2 separate regions of the Homo sapiens genome follow, and region 2 is linked to region 1. A link is a contact called in ENCODE Hi-C or POLR2A ChIA-PET data. All regions are on one chromosome and are shown on one strand. The core of a region is the stretch at or near the end of the contact, and the rest is flanking DNA. Distances in the headings are between cores, read along the strand shown.

Evidence for each region. Hi-C counts contacts between places; a loop is a spot of excess contacts on that map. ChIA-PET counts read pairs that join two places held with the same protein, here RNA polymerase II (POLR2A).
Region 2: a map of Calu3 shows a loop between it and region 1 (6-fold over the local background). The contact joins two enhancer-like sites. A Hi-C loop is called at or near these places in 1 of 168 maps with a recorded cell type or tissue (Calu3). POLR2A ChIA-PET finds 5 or more read pairs at or near these places in 2 of 52 experiments (HEK293 and MCF 10A).

What each region holds. Positions count from the first base shown.
Region 1 is chr4:38,384,151-38,391,136 of GRCh38, reverse strand. It overlaps LINC02513 (long intergenic non-protein coding RNA 2513), which reads right to left. Exons shown (of 2, transcript NR_149123.1): 2 at 5,378-5,760. Among named protein-coding and RNA genes, the nearest start is that of LINC02513, 21 kb to the right of the region's middle. RefSeq lists an enhancer at 5,355-5,649. Within about 2 kb of position 3,541, at least 9 of the 41 ENCODE cell types and tissues checked have a DNase peak (open chromatin) inside an H3K27ac peak, as active enhancers do.
Region 2 is chr4:38,725,559-38,732,544 of GRCh38, reverse strand. No RefSeq gene overlaps it. Among named protein-coding and RNA genes, the nearest start is that of TLR10, 54 kb to the left of the region's middle. RefSeq lists an enhancer at 1,330-1,699. Within about 2 kb of position 3,589, at least 8 of the 41 ENCODE cell types and tissues checked have a DNase peak (open chromatin) inside an H3K27ac peak, as active enhancers do.

The sequences.
Region 1 (6,986 bases), core at 2,292-4,791:
CTTTTATTTCACATTTCCATGAACAGCTAAGGCAATTTCAGGTCAGATAGGGTTGGATGGAGCAGGCACTCTGCTCAAATACAGACAGACTGGAGTTCCATCTTTCTCAGAACAGGGATCCTGAGGGTGCTGTATTAGTCTGTACTCACACTGCTATAAAAAATACCTAAAACTGGGTAATTTATTTTAAAAAGTGGTTTAATTAGCTCACGGTTCTGTGGGATATACAGGCTTCTGCTCCTGGGGAGGCCTCAGGAAACTTACATTGATGGTGGAAGGTGAAGGGGAAGCAAGCACCATCTTCACATGACCAGTAGGAGAGAGAGAGTGCCAAGGGGTAGGTGCTACACACTTTCAAACAACCAGATCTTATAAGAATGCTATCATGAGACAGCACTAGGGGGATGGTGCCAAATAATTAGAAACCACCCAATGATCAAATCACCTCCCACCAAGCCCCACCTCCAACACTGAGAATAAAAATTCAACACGAGATTTGGGTGAGGACACAGAGCCAAATCGTATCAGATGGTCTGTTCATTGACATTGAACTGGCAAAGGGGAGACAGCCTGGGGGAATGCACAGGAGAAGTTTATATAGGCCAGGCCTAGAGGTTATATAGGCCAGGCCTAGAGGTTGTGCTTCTCACTTCTGTTCACATTTCATCAGCTGGCATTTGGTCCTAGGACCACACCTTAGAATGAGGAAGGCTGGCAAACATGCCCAGCCATGTGCCCAACAAGGAAAAATGTTTCATTTTATCCCCATTCCTTTTCTTTCTTTTGTTTTGTTTTTGGATTTTATGGTTGTTGTTTTATGGCCAACAGTTTGAGGGCTGAAAGTTGCCAGTAGAAAAAAGGATAAGTAGAATCTCCTGGTATGATTTGTGTAGAATATTAATTCTAAATATGAAATAATCATAACTCATTTTTATTGTGTGTTTACTATGCACCAAACTGTACTAGGCCCTTCCCCTACATGGCTGCATTTAATTCTATAGCAGCCTTGCATGTGGGTTTTGAAGTACATCAACAGTTCATTGTGGGAGGATATGGCTCTGCTCTTCTAAAGGGAATAGGGAGCAAACGGGCTGGAGCACTGCAGGTCCATTCTCCACCCTACTTTCCTTTCTTGTGTGTCCAGGAGGTTGATTTTCATGGACAATACTTCCAGACTTCATTGTCCTCTGGCTTCTGGTTGGATTTGGCTAATAGGAGGCACCAATAGGAGATCAGAGTTGGGTATAATGTCTGTAGGCTGCTCTGTGGTTTGACAGTAGCTGTGACTCTATGGTCACATAGCTGCCACTCTCCCACTGCTGCAGATCTCACCAGATTGCCAAAGAGGGCCCTCTTTCTACCCCTCCAGGCCTGGGATTACAGCAGCTTTCTGCTGCTGATACTGCCTTGGTGTTTCTCTACCCTTTGACTGGTCCCTTCTTCCTCCCCACACCTCCACAAATAGTGCTTTCCATGAACTCTCTTCAATTACTCCTTGGAGAGAGCTGTCTTTCTCTCACTGGTTCCTGATTGATTCAACCAGAACCTGAAGAACTTATGTAGCATCTTTTTTAAAAACAAACAAACAAACAAAAACCTTTATTATAGTTTCTACTTTGGAGTCAGGCAGACCTAGTTATGGACCCTAGTTTGATCACTTACCAGTTTGTGTGATCTCAGACAAGTAACTTAGCCCCTTACTATGAGTGAGCCATAGTTTACTCACTCAAAATAAAAGATAATGGTTTGTGAAGATTTTTAAAAAAAGAATATGCAAACTGCCTAGACCAGTGTTTGGTACATAATAGGTAATTCATAGAATTGAAAATGGGAAATGATGTCATGGAAATATGTCTGATATGGTTTGGCTGTATCCCCACCCAAATCTCATCTTGAATTCTCATGTGTTGTTGGAGGAGCCCAGTGGGAGGTAATTGAATCATGGGGGCAGGTCTTTCCCCTGGTGTTCTCCTGATAGTAAGTCTCACAAGAGCTGATAGTTATTATAAGAGGGAGTTTTCCTGCACAAGCTTTTTTTGCTTGCTGCCATCCATGTAAGATGTGACTAGCTCCTCCTTGCCTTCCACCATGATTGTAAGGCTTCCCCAGCCATGTGGAACTGTAAGTCCAATTAAACCTCTTTCTTTTGTAAATTGCCCAGTCTTGGGTATGTCTTTATCAGCAGCGTGAAAATGGACTAATACAATGTCAAACAATAAATTATTAAATTAGTTTAAATTAATCTATACATTGCGTATTGAGCTGACAGACATTTTTAAATCCCAGTGTTGATAGTGATGTAACAAAAAGGCACACAATATAAGTGAATGCAGAAAATCTGGTAAAACCTTTATGAACGGCATTTTATCTATAGGTCCGTAAAGCCTATAAAATGTGCATTCCCTTTAATCCAGCAATTCACAGCAATTTTAGGAATTTATCCTAAGGAAATAATCAGATAAAGATGCATCTACAAACATGTTCACACTATTACTGTTTACCATGGTTAAAAATGGAAAATAACAAATATTTGACAATAGGGAATGGCTAGATAAACCTTGGAACATCCATGCAATGATAAGTAGATGAATAATTGTTATAGAAAAATGGCCATAGCACATTGGTAAGTAAAATAATCAGTTACAAAACTATTTCTGGAGCGTTACTCCAAATTTTTGTAAAACAATAAAAAAGAGGAAAAATTGAAGGAATATATGTTGAAATATTGATTTTAGTTATTTCTGGATGGTAGGATTACAGATGCTATTTTCCCCCATTGTTATTATTTTTCCTGTATTTTCTAACTTTTTAAAATAATGAACTTTGTAAAGATAAGATTGTCCTTGGCTGTAAGTAACAAAAATTCAAACAATAGTGGTTCAGCAGCTCAACAATGCCAAGACCAATGTCTGAAATGTTTATGGCTTTTCCTTCATGGCCTTCATGTGGTCATTGTACCCACCAGTTATCACACATTCATTCAAAGAGAGAGGAAAGGAACAGGAAGGACTGTCTCAGGAAAACACAAACGAGAACGCCATCACAGATTTAACATTAACTGGCCAGATTTGTGTCACATGGCCATCCCCAGCTGGAAAGTGGAAGGAGGGATGGGGATGTGTGTGTTAGGAATTGGGGCTGAGTCAGCCACTTTGCAATGTCTGCTATAAAGAGGTATTGCTGGGAGGCTGAGGCAGGAGAATCACTTGAACCCGGGAGGTGGAGGTTGCAGTGAGCCGAGATCGTGCCACTGCACTCCAACTTGGGTGACAGAGTGAGACTTTGTCAAAAAAAAGAAAAAAAAAGGTATTGCTTTGATAATTTTAAAAATTAGAGTTATTAAAATGTTAAAACAAGTTATTTCTTTTTTTCTTTGACTACTTGAATGCTCTCCGTCCTCCAGCCACCCTTCCACCCACTTAGGCTGCAACAGCCAGCAATTTCACATTCACTGAGCCAAGAGAGTGAGGAAGAATGAAGAAACCTGAGAGGAGTCTGCACCCTTTTAGGTGGTAGGAGTGGAGAGAGGGCAGTGTGCCAAAGGACTGGAAATCAGCTTGCTTATTCAGTCAACTTCATCTAGATCTCTCTGGTCTGAGGTTCTGGCAGTGAAAGCTTATCAGCAGAGGGTTTTGCAACTTCAGTACTTCTGGCCCTGCTGTTATTTTTTAGTCTGTGCAGAACTGGCCCTGGTATTTCATTTGGCTGCTTTGGTTTCAGCAGGCCTTCCAAATAAATAATACACCCATGAGACCTACTGAGGGAATGGACTAGATTGTCTGGGTTCAGTTCTTGGCTGTGCAGGTACCTGTTATGGTCCTTGGACCAGTTACTTAAGCTCTCTGTGTTTCTGCTTCCTCAAATGTAAGATGGGAATAATAAATAATACTATATATTTCATAGGGTTGTTATAAAAGATTGGATGAGTCGGTATTTGCCAAGTGCTTAGAATATGCCTATCACATAGTAAGCATTATACAAGTATTTGTTTAAAAAATAAATAAATATGAGAAAGGCAGAAACAGCCATAAGCTCTCTGGGTCCCATTTGTTTGAGGTTACAACTTACTTGGCATAAAGCTGAGGCATCTAAAGCTACAAAGTGGGTCAAATTTTCTTTTGTTCCATGCTGGCTGAACCACGTGGTCCCAGAAGTAGGAAGGAAAGAGAAGGCTTAGGAAGCTAAGAGCCATGAAACACCTGCTGAGTGGCAGGACTTCCTCATGGCTTTCTGTGTAGCAACTCAGTTAAGTCTAATCAGGCAGGTGCTATCACTGCCCTCATTTTACAGATGGGGAAACTGAGGCTCAGAGAGGTGAAGTAACTTGGCCACAGTCACATGCTATGAGTGGTGAAGCTGAGGTTGAACCCCAGCAATGTGTGACTTTCAAGTGTGGATATTCCACATTAAGAATGATATTTACATGGGAGACTTCACTTTACGTGGTTTTAAAAGGTTAAAGTGTACATCAATCTCTAGTTTAAAGATACTGAGGGCGCTTTTATTTAACATGTCCTAGTAGCAAATTTTCCTGTAAAATGTTTAACTTCTCTCTGTTTAGTTTGGCAAGTTTGAATTTTTACATGTTGTGTTTTCTTACAGTATAGTGCATCTCTATTGTTCAAAAAAATAAATTTCAGGCCTGGAACTTAGTTAAATTCTGAGGTTTTGTGGGTTGTCCTTTAAAAAAATTTTTTTTACTTCTTTTCTTCCTTTCTTTCTTTGTTCCTGCCTGCCTCCCTGCCTTACTTTTTCCTTCCTTCCTTCTTTCCTTTCTTTTCTTCTTCCTATTCCTCCTCCTCCCCTCCCTCCCTTCCTTTCTCTCCCTCCCTCCCTCCCTTCTTTCCTTCCTTCCTTGCTTCCTTCCTTCCTTCCTTCCTTCTTTCCTTCCTTGCTTAAGTCAGGAATACATGATCTAAAGATCTCTCTGTGTCCTTCTAAAATAGCTGAAGCTCAAAGCCAGTAATTACTAGCAAAAAAATGACCATTTTTGTTGCCAATTCTGAGCACATTATCTTGAAGCTCAAAGCCTGGCCTAAAACAACTGAAATTATAAATAATTAACATCATGAATATCTCACAGGTCCAAATTCCTCCACGAGTAACCGCAGAATTCCTTTCTGTTCTCTGATCTGTCAATGCTACCTTTGCAAATGCCAGTTCCAAAGACATAGAAGCAAATATTGCTCAATGTTTTTATTAATGACTATGATCATGTTCAAGCAAATTGTGCATGTTCAAGGCACATTCCCTGTTCTCTCTCTTTAAGAAAAAAAATCACTAAGCCCCACCCTACCCCACCCTTAGCTTTGAAAGGTCTGAAGTCAGTGGTGCCTGAGATAGAGCCAAGATAAAACGAATTGAAAACAAAATGAGCTTTTTTTTTTTTTTTGAAACTTTTGTTTCCAGCTTATAGACACTCCCACCTCAAGTTGCAGAATCCTAGGGATCTGACCCAGTGTCACCTTCAGCCCCAATGGGGCCTTTAGGCCTGTCCTATGTAGGCTGAGGCCCCTCCCAGGTCAGTCCCTACCCCCATTGGAGGCGAATTAACTCTTTCAGGGGAAGACTTGTGCTGGCTTCCAACAACCCAATCTTCCTACTCTGGAGGCTAATCTTTTCCCCTTTTATGCTTTTGCCTTCATAATAGTCCTCATTCTTCTTCCAGAGGGTTAGAGGGTGAAAATAGCCAAGAAGCAGTTGCAAGAAGGCTCTGAAGTTCACATCTTGTGGGTAGGGCCGGCAGTAGGCAGGAGAGACCTGGGAGAGAGATTAGGTGAAACATTAGCCACAACCTTTTGGATTCAGTCCAGTGTCTTTCAATTATTTCTTGATGTGCTTTGGGTACTGGGCTTATTTGGCATGAGACAGGCATCCATTAGAAGATTTCACAATGATTTGCCATGTTACAGTTCTAAACATGCGAACTCATCACCAAAGAAAATTTATGTTTTTACCGCCTTTTCCTCCCACCTCTCCCTGGGGAGCTGCAGGAAAAAGCAATCCAAACGAATTAATCAAAATGACTAGGTTATGCTCTAAAAATAATAAACGTTGCCGTAGTCTGGATCTTTTTCAAGTTTGAGCTTATTTTGTGAGCTTGAATATCGATACGTCAAAGCGCATGTGCATGTATATATTTTTATTAGAGGGATGTGGACTATTGCATGAGGACAGGTAAGTTATTAAGATACACAAATGCAATTGCTCTCATAATACTAGACTGCATTTCAACTAAGTTAATTAAGCTACTTGGCCAATGAAGAGGCAAAGGGTAGGTGCCTTAATGATTCCTTAACTTGTCTCATAAGCCAGCCTTGCAAATTAGGATAGGCTACAGAACTTGAGCTCTGAAAACAAAGCAGGACAGAAACTGAGGTGCAGACTTAGAACAATAACAAAAAGGAAAAATGTCTCCTTGAGCTTCCCTTACCTACTGCATAAGACATTGCTAGACAAAAGCAAAAGGACTGGAAAAAGTTGAAAATTTATTCAAAAAAGTTAGTAAATAATAACAGAAAACAAGCAAACAAGAAACTGTTATTATCTTCATATTTTCAAAATATCTTCTAAGAGATCAGCTCCAAAAGAAAGTTTTAATATAAAAAGAAACCTGTAGCTGAATCCCGAGTTTTCAAGGCCTTCTTGTATTGTGAGAAGGCAATTAGATCAACATTAGGGCGAGGCCGAGAGGGAAAAATCTGTATTGGGAAAAAGGAAAGTGGTGATGATCAGGGTAGAGTCTCTTCTTATTTTAAATGATGCAGTTATCTGATTTTTAATTGACCTTTTTCCCTAATGTATACCCCAAATATCCTCAAGCAAGATGTTTAAAAATCCAGATCCAAACCATCCACAGCCCTTGATGATAATTTATCCATGTTAGGCAGGGTGACGAGGCCCCTGTGATTGTCAGAAAAAATTAGGAGCAAGGATTCCCCAGCTTTATTGTGCATGTCCTTTGTCTCTGGATCTGATCCCTGATG
Region 2 (6,986 bases), core at 2,340-4,839, 340 kb before region 1:
TGTTTGCACAAATACACATATGTGTGTATATACATAAGGCATATGCATACACGTGAAGAGACATATATATAATCTTCAAATTTTCAAGAAAACAAATTGTTAAATTGAGGGTACTACCTCAGAAACCAAACTTTATTAAATTTTCCCAAAAGCAGAAATAAAAGGCAGTCTATAGATTATTTTGCTATCAGAGACAACCAACAAGCCCAACAACTTTGGAAGTGCCTGGCTGATATGAAAGTTATTCTTTTTTCTTTTTCTTTTTAATTAAAAATTAATTAATTAATTAATTAATTAATTAATTAGAGACAGTGTTTCACTCTGTTGCCCAAGCTGCAGTGCAGTGGTGCAATCACAGCTCACTGTAGCTGCAAACTCATGGGTTCAAATGATCTTCATACCTCAGCCTCTCAAGTAGCGGGGACCACAGGCATGTGTCAATTTTTAAATTTTTTTGTAGAGGGGGAGTCTTGCTAGGTTGCCTAGGCTGGTCTCAAACTTCTGGCCTCAAGTGATCTCCCACCTTAGCTTCCCAAAGTGCCAGGATTACGGGCATGGCCACTGTGCTTGGCTTACCTTTTTTCTTTGAAGAAGATGTTTTTATTGGAATAGAGTTAGCAGTTTCTTCCCTCCTCTTAGTATCTAGAATAATGAGCCTAGTGCGGTGGCTCATGCCTGTAATCCTGGCTCTGGGATTGTTAGAATTTCTGATGCCCGTGAAAGTGACCCTTAGGGTTGAGAGAGAGGAGAAAAGCTTTCTCTTAGATTTTATTAATAACCAAGAGAATTATGATGATGATATTAATAATAGCAATAATTAATATATAATTAACACATAACACTCCCTATGTGCCAGGCACCATTCTAAGTGTTTTGACATTTGCTTTGTTTGTGCCTCAGTGTTTGAGATGTTATCTCGTTTATGTCTCATAAGTACTCTCTGAGGTAGGCTCTAATATGATCATCCCAACTTTACAGATGAGGAAGGTGAGGCACAGAGAGGTTTAATGACCTGCCAAAAGTTACAGAGCAGTTGCAGAAGCAGGATTCGAACCCCGGCAATCTGGCTCTAGATTGCCACATTACCCTTAGCAGTCCTGCTCTCACGCAAGGCCGCCCTGGAAGGACAGGAAGAAGAACCCTCTGAGCCGCGAGAAGGTGCTCCGAGAACCCTCAAGAGGACCCCGGCCCTGAACTAGAAGCTCCGCGTGCCTGGGCCTCCCTCTCCAGCAGGGGGCGCACACAGCCCGCATTTTCTGGACTCCTCTAACCACAGATACCTCGGCTTATTGAGAACTGGAACTCCTGACCTTTTGTGGGAAAGGCTCTGATCTCAAAACTTTCTCTAGCATTCTTGAAGTATTTACAGTGTACTAATCAAAGGAATGATCCGGTACATGGACATAACCAAGGGAATGATTCAGGACCGTTCTTGGAGGACCTACAATGTGTATCAATAAGCAGAAACCCAGGAAGCCTGTATAGGCCCCAAGCTTATAACAGCGCTGCCTGATTCCAGATGAACCACAAACACTCCAAGCCGGGGTTTTTCTCACCACACCCGAAGACATTCTATTAAAATAGCCCTGTTCGTGGGTGGCCTCCCATGCATGAGTCCTCTCACATGGTCTGCGTGCTGATGGGGCTGTGCTGAACTCACCGCATTGGCCTATGGAACACGTGCTGAGGTGTTTTCTCTCTAGTGACCTTTGTCACATCCTTTGCAAGAAATTAGCTCAGAGGAGCAATCCCTGAAGGCCAAACCTCAACCTGCACCAGAGGCAGACAGGAGACGAGGTTTGGTAGAATTTGTACCTCTCATGGTGGTGGGAGGAGGAGAATGGCTCTGTGAAGCGCTCCTTCCACCCTTTTAATGCTGTGCAATAAAGACTGAGTTAGGGGCTCAGGCCTGTAATCCCAGCATTTTGGGAAGTCAAAGTGGGTGGACTGCTTGAGCCCAGGAGTTCCACACCAGCCTGGGCTACATGGCAAAACCCTGTCACTACAAAAAATACAAAAATTAGCCAAGCACGGTGGCGTGTACCTGTAGTCTCAGCTACTCAGGAGGCTGAGGTGGGAGGATCCCTTGAGTCTGGGAGGTGGAGGCTGCCGTGAGCCGTGATTGTGCCACTGCACTCTAGCCTGGGTAAGATCCTGTCTCAAAATTTAAGAAAAAAAAAAAAAAGACTGAATGAGGGGGCTAACTTTGAATGGGGACCTCTCAGACTCAGAGCAGGAACAAAGTTGATTGCCCTGGGACTTTAAAAGTTTCTTCAAAATCCTATACATTTGTCAGCTGCTCTCAGGAGCCTTAGCAGGCTTCAGGGGTCTCTCATCCCCTCTGCTATGGTCTGAATGTTTGTGTTTCCCTAAAATCCATATGTTGAAATCCTACCCCCTAAGGTGATGGTACTGGGAGCTGGGTCTTTGGGAGGTGATTAGGTCATGAAGGCAGAGGCCTCCTGAATGGGAAGAGTGCCCTCATCAAAGATGCCCAAGAGAGACCTCCCACCCCTTCCACCTTGGGAGGACATGGTGAGAAGGCACCATCTATGAACTAGAGGGCAGAACCTCGCCAGATGCCAGCTCTGCCTGTGCCTTGATTTTGGAGTTCCAGCCTCTGGAACTGTCAGAAATGAATTTCTGTTGTTTATAAGACATCCAGTTGGCCGGGCCTGGTGGCTCACGCCTGTAATCCCAGCACTTTGGGAGGCTGAGGTGGGAGGATCACGAGGTCAGGAGATCGAGACCATCCTGGCTAACACTGTGAAACTCCATCTCTACTAAAAAAAAAAATACAAAAAATTAGCCGGGCGTGGTGGCGGGCACCTGTATTCCCAGCTACTCAGGAGGCTGAGGCAGGAGAATGGTGTGAACCCAGGAGGCGGAGCTTGCAGTGAGCCCGAGATCGCACCACTGCACTCCAGCCTGGGCGACAGAGCGAGACTCCGTCAAAAAAAAAAAAAAAAAAAAAAAAAAAAGACACCCAGTTTATGGTATTTTGTTATAGTAGCCAGAATGGACAAAGATACCTTCCAAAGTGGTGTCCTTTCTGTATATACTTTGGCATAAGACATCTGATTCAAAATTAAATGAGAGGGACCATAAAGGGAAATACTCCGTTGCCAGCTTGCAGGGGAGGGCCGTAAAAGATCGCTTGGGTTCAGACTCTGGTTCTGCCTCCTGGGGGCCGAGCAGCCCCTGGGGAAGCGATTTACTTTTCTCTGTACCATGGTTTTCTCACCTGAAAAATGAAAATAATAAAATCCATGCCATAGGGTTGTTGAGTGCATTCAACGAACCCATGCGTGTGGTCCTAAGTGCAGCACGTGGCCTACACAGGAAGCACTCACTGAATCTTAGCTGTTGTGATTTCACCTATTCATGCAGGCCAGGACTCTGAGGAAAAAAGGAGATCTCTTGCTATTGTCATCTTTATTGATACTGCCACACTTTTTTTCTGCTCTGGGTGGCGCTGGCAAACTTCCTGTCTTCCCCAGGAGAATTTGATACCCCTGCCCCCACCTCTCTCAAAGGCAAACACCCTCCTGCCAGGTAGCAACTGGATGCCATGCAGAAGTATTCTCTCCTGGAATCACGTTCCTGGGTATTTGTCCTCAGGACCAGCCAGCTTGGAGTTGAGGTCAGTTGAAGTTCAAGAGGGCATTTATTCTGAGTTTTACTGTTTATTGATTTGCAGTACTTACAAGCCAAAGTGTTTGTCCTCCTGGCCTTCAGGGCCAAGGCTAAGGCCACAACAATGCAGCCCTTCTTCAGTGGCCCTGTTACCTTCCGGGAGCAGGCAGGGTGTGGCAAGAACTTCTGGGTGGCAAGAGCTCCAGGGTGTCGTGAGAACTCTGGGTGTGGCTGCCCAGGGCAGGCCTTGGAGAAAGCAGTTAAGAAACAAGCAACAAGGCTTGGTACCCCAGATCTGAATGTTGGAGCCACCCGTGGTTCTGGCTCTGTTATGGAGTAGCTATGGGGACTCAAGTTCTCTGCCCCTCACTTTCCCCGGCTGTCCAGCACAATGGCAGCAGCAGTAACAGTAACAGTGTACTTTTACTGAGTACTTACTGTCCACACGTGGGACTTCGTAGCTCTCCCTTAACGGTTAAGACCAGCCACTGCATCTGCGATCTATACCCACTCTTACTAGCTTCGTGACCTTGGAGACACCGCTCCAGCCCTTGTTCCTCAACTTCTTAATCTGTAAGAAGTGGGGCAGTTAAGAGCGCCTTCCTCTTTGAATTGCAAGAGGATTAAATGAGAAAGCCCAGGAATAGTTCCCAGCCCAAGGTAGTAGTATGAGCAATACTATGATAAATTTCACATTCATGATCTCATGTCATTTTCATAGCAACAATGTGAAATAGGTTCTCTACAGGGGAGAGGCTCAGGGCACGCAGAAAGAAGCAAGCAAGGCTGAGATTTGACCCCAGGATTATATGGTTCTGAGTACCACAGTCTGGATCTGAAATCACTGGGCCTTACTGCCTTTCATTTGCCAACGTCACCTGAAGAAACACTTACTGAGCAGCTTACTAGGAGCCAACCCGTTGTGACCATATTGAATTGGTTGAAAGTTCCAATTGAATACAGTTCTTAAGCACTAATGGAGCTTCTTCTGACCAGGCACTGGGCTGGATCCTGGCTCTATTGCAGTGACAATGGGGAGTATGTAGGCCCACAAGAAGATCCCAGGCAAATCTGCAAACAAATAACAGCTCCTGTTAAGATCGAGCACCTTTGTAAGTCTCCATGATTCTCTCTGCTTGCAACTCCATTTGGAAAATTTCTTGAACTTCCTTATCTCCTTTGAGGGCCTTAAATAAAAACATCCACCTTCTTTTGCTTGAGATTCCCATTTCTAGATTGAAGTTTAAAATGAACTGTGGGCTGGGCGCGGTGGCTCACGCCTGTAATCCCAGCACTTTGGGAGGCTGAGGTGGGTAGATCACGAGGTCAGGAGATCGAGATCATCCTGGCTAACATGGTGAAACTCCGTCTCTACTAAAAATACAAAAAATTAGCCGGGCGTGGTGGCCGATTCCTGTAGTCCCAGCTACTCGGGAGGCTGAGGCAGGAGAATGGCGTGAACCTGGGAGGCGGAGCTTGCAGTGAGCTGAGATCGCGCCACTGCACTCCAGCCTGGGAGACAGAGCGAGACTTAGTCTCAAAAAAAAAAAAAAAAAAAAGAACTGTGAAGGCCAGGCATGGTGGCTCACGCCTTTAATCCCAGCACTTTGGAAGGCTGAGGCAGGCAAATCTTATGAGCTCACGAGTTGGAGACCAGCGTGGGTAACATGGCAAGACTCTGTCTCTACAAAAAATGCAAAAATTAGCTGGGTATGGTGGTGTGCACCTGTAGTCCCAGCTGCTCAGAAGGCTGAGGTGGGAGGATGGCTTGAGCCCGGGAGGCAGAGGTTGCAGTGAGTTGAGATTGTGCCACTGAACTCCAGCCTGGGTGATAGAGCCAGATCTTATCTCAAAAAATAAAATAAAATAAAATGAACGATTAAATGAAATGACACAAATAAAGAAACTGGAGAGCTGTGTATCAGTTTACCCTTGAAAGACTAGAAAGATTTGGCTGGGCACAGTGGCTCACACCTGTAATCCCAGCACTTTAGGAGGCCAAGGCAGGCGGATCACCTGAGGTAGGGAGTTTGAGACCAGCCTGACTAACCCCATCTCTACTAAAAATACAAAATTAGCTGGGCGTGGTGGTGTGTGCCTGTAATCCCAGCTACTCAGGGGGCTGAGGCAGGAGAATAGTTTGAAGCCGGGAGGCGGAGGTTGCGGTGAGCCGAGATCGCGTTATTGCACTCCAGCCTGGGTAACAAGAGCAAAACTCCATCTCAAAAAAAAAAAAAAAAAAAAAAAAAGACTAGAAAGATTTGATAAGGGTTCAAGGAAAGGAAAGGAAAGACCCTTATTGGGTATATACTGCTCTGTGTAAGGGCCTCCTTTAGGAAATGGGCTTTGGAAAATTGCTTCTAGATTCTGGAAAAGAGGTCAGGAAAATGTCACTCACTGAGAAACTAGGAAGAAAGCAGTTAATAAGGTGGACTATTTGCAGGTATAAACCATCCCCAAGATGAGTTGTAGACTGATGCCCAGAGGAGACTCAAAATACCAAAATCAAATCCATGCATTGATGAAACATGTATATTTACAGAACACCCTGTAGGTACTGTGTTAGTTAGGGTTCTCCAGAAAAACCAAATCGTGAGACTAAGGTGTGACTAAACTGCAGTGAGTGGCATGCCCAAATTTAGCACTGTCCACCTGGGATCTAGTGACCAGGGAACCCAAACCACGAATGAGGAGGCTCTTCTGGTGCCTGTAGAAAAATCACTAGCACTGTGGGTAAGAACACGGACCCGGCAGCCAGATTGCCTCTTACTGTAGGAAATGCTCACCTTGAATAAATGCTTTACCCTCCCAAGGCCTCACATTTTGGAGCTCTTGGGGCGGCGGGGGGTAAAGTACATCTACTCCATAGATTTGTCATGAGGATGAAATGGGCCATCAGGTGTAAAGTGCTTAGAACAGACCTGGCACATAGGAAGCCTCTATAAGCACCAAAGTGATAAAAAAAAAAAAATTTCCCATTTCTGGAGAGGTGTAACAAGCTGATATGGTTTGGTTGTGTCCCCACCCAAATCTCATCTTGAACTGTACTCCTATAATTCCCATGTGTTGTGGGAGGGACCTGGTGGGAAGTCATTGAATCATGGGGGCGGCTCCCCCATACCATTCTCATGGTGGTGAATAAGTCTCATGAGATCTGATGGTTTTATAAGGGGTTTCCGCTTTCGTTTCTTCCTCATCTACTCTCTCGCTGCTGCAAGAAATGCCTTTGGCCTTCCACCATGATTGTGAGGTCTCCCTAGCCATGTGGAACTGTAAGTCCATTAAACGTCTTTCTTTTGTAAATTGCCCAGTCTCCGGTGTGCTTTTATCAGCAGTATGAAAAAGGGCTA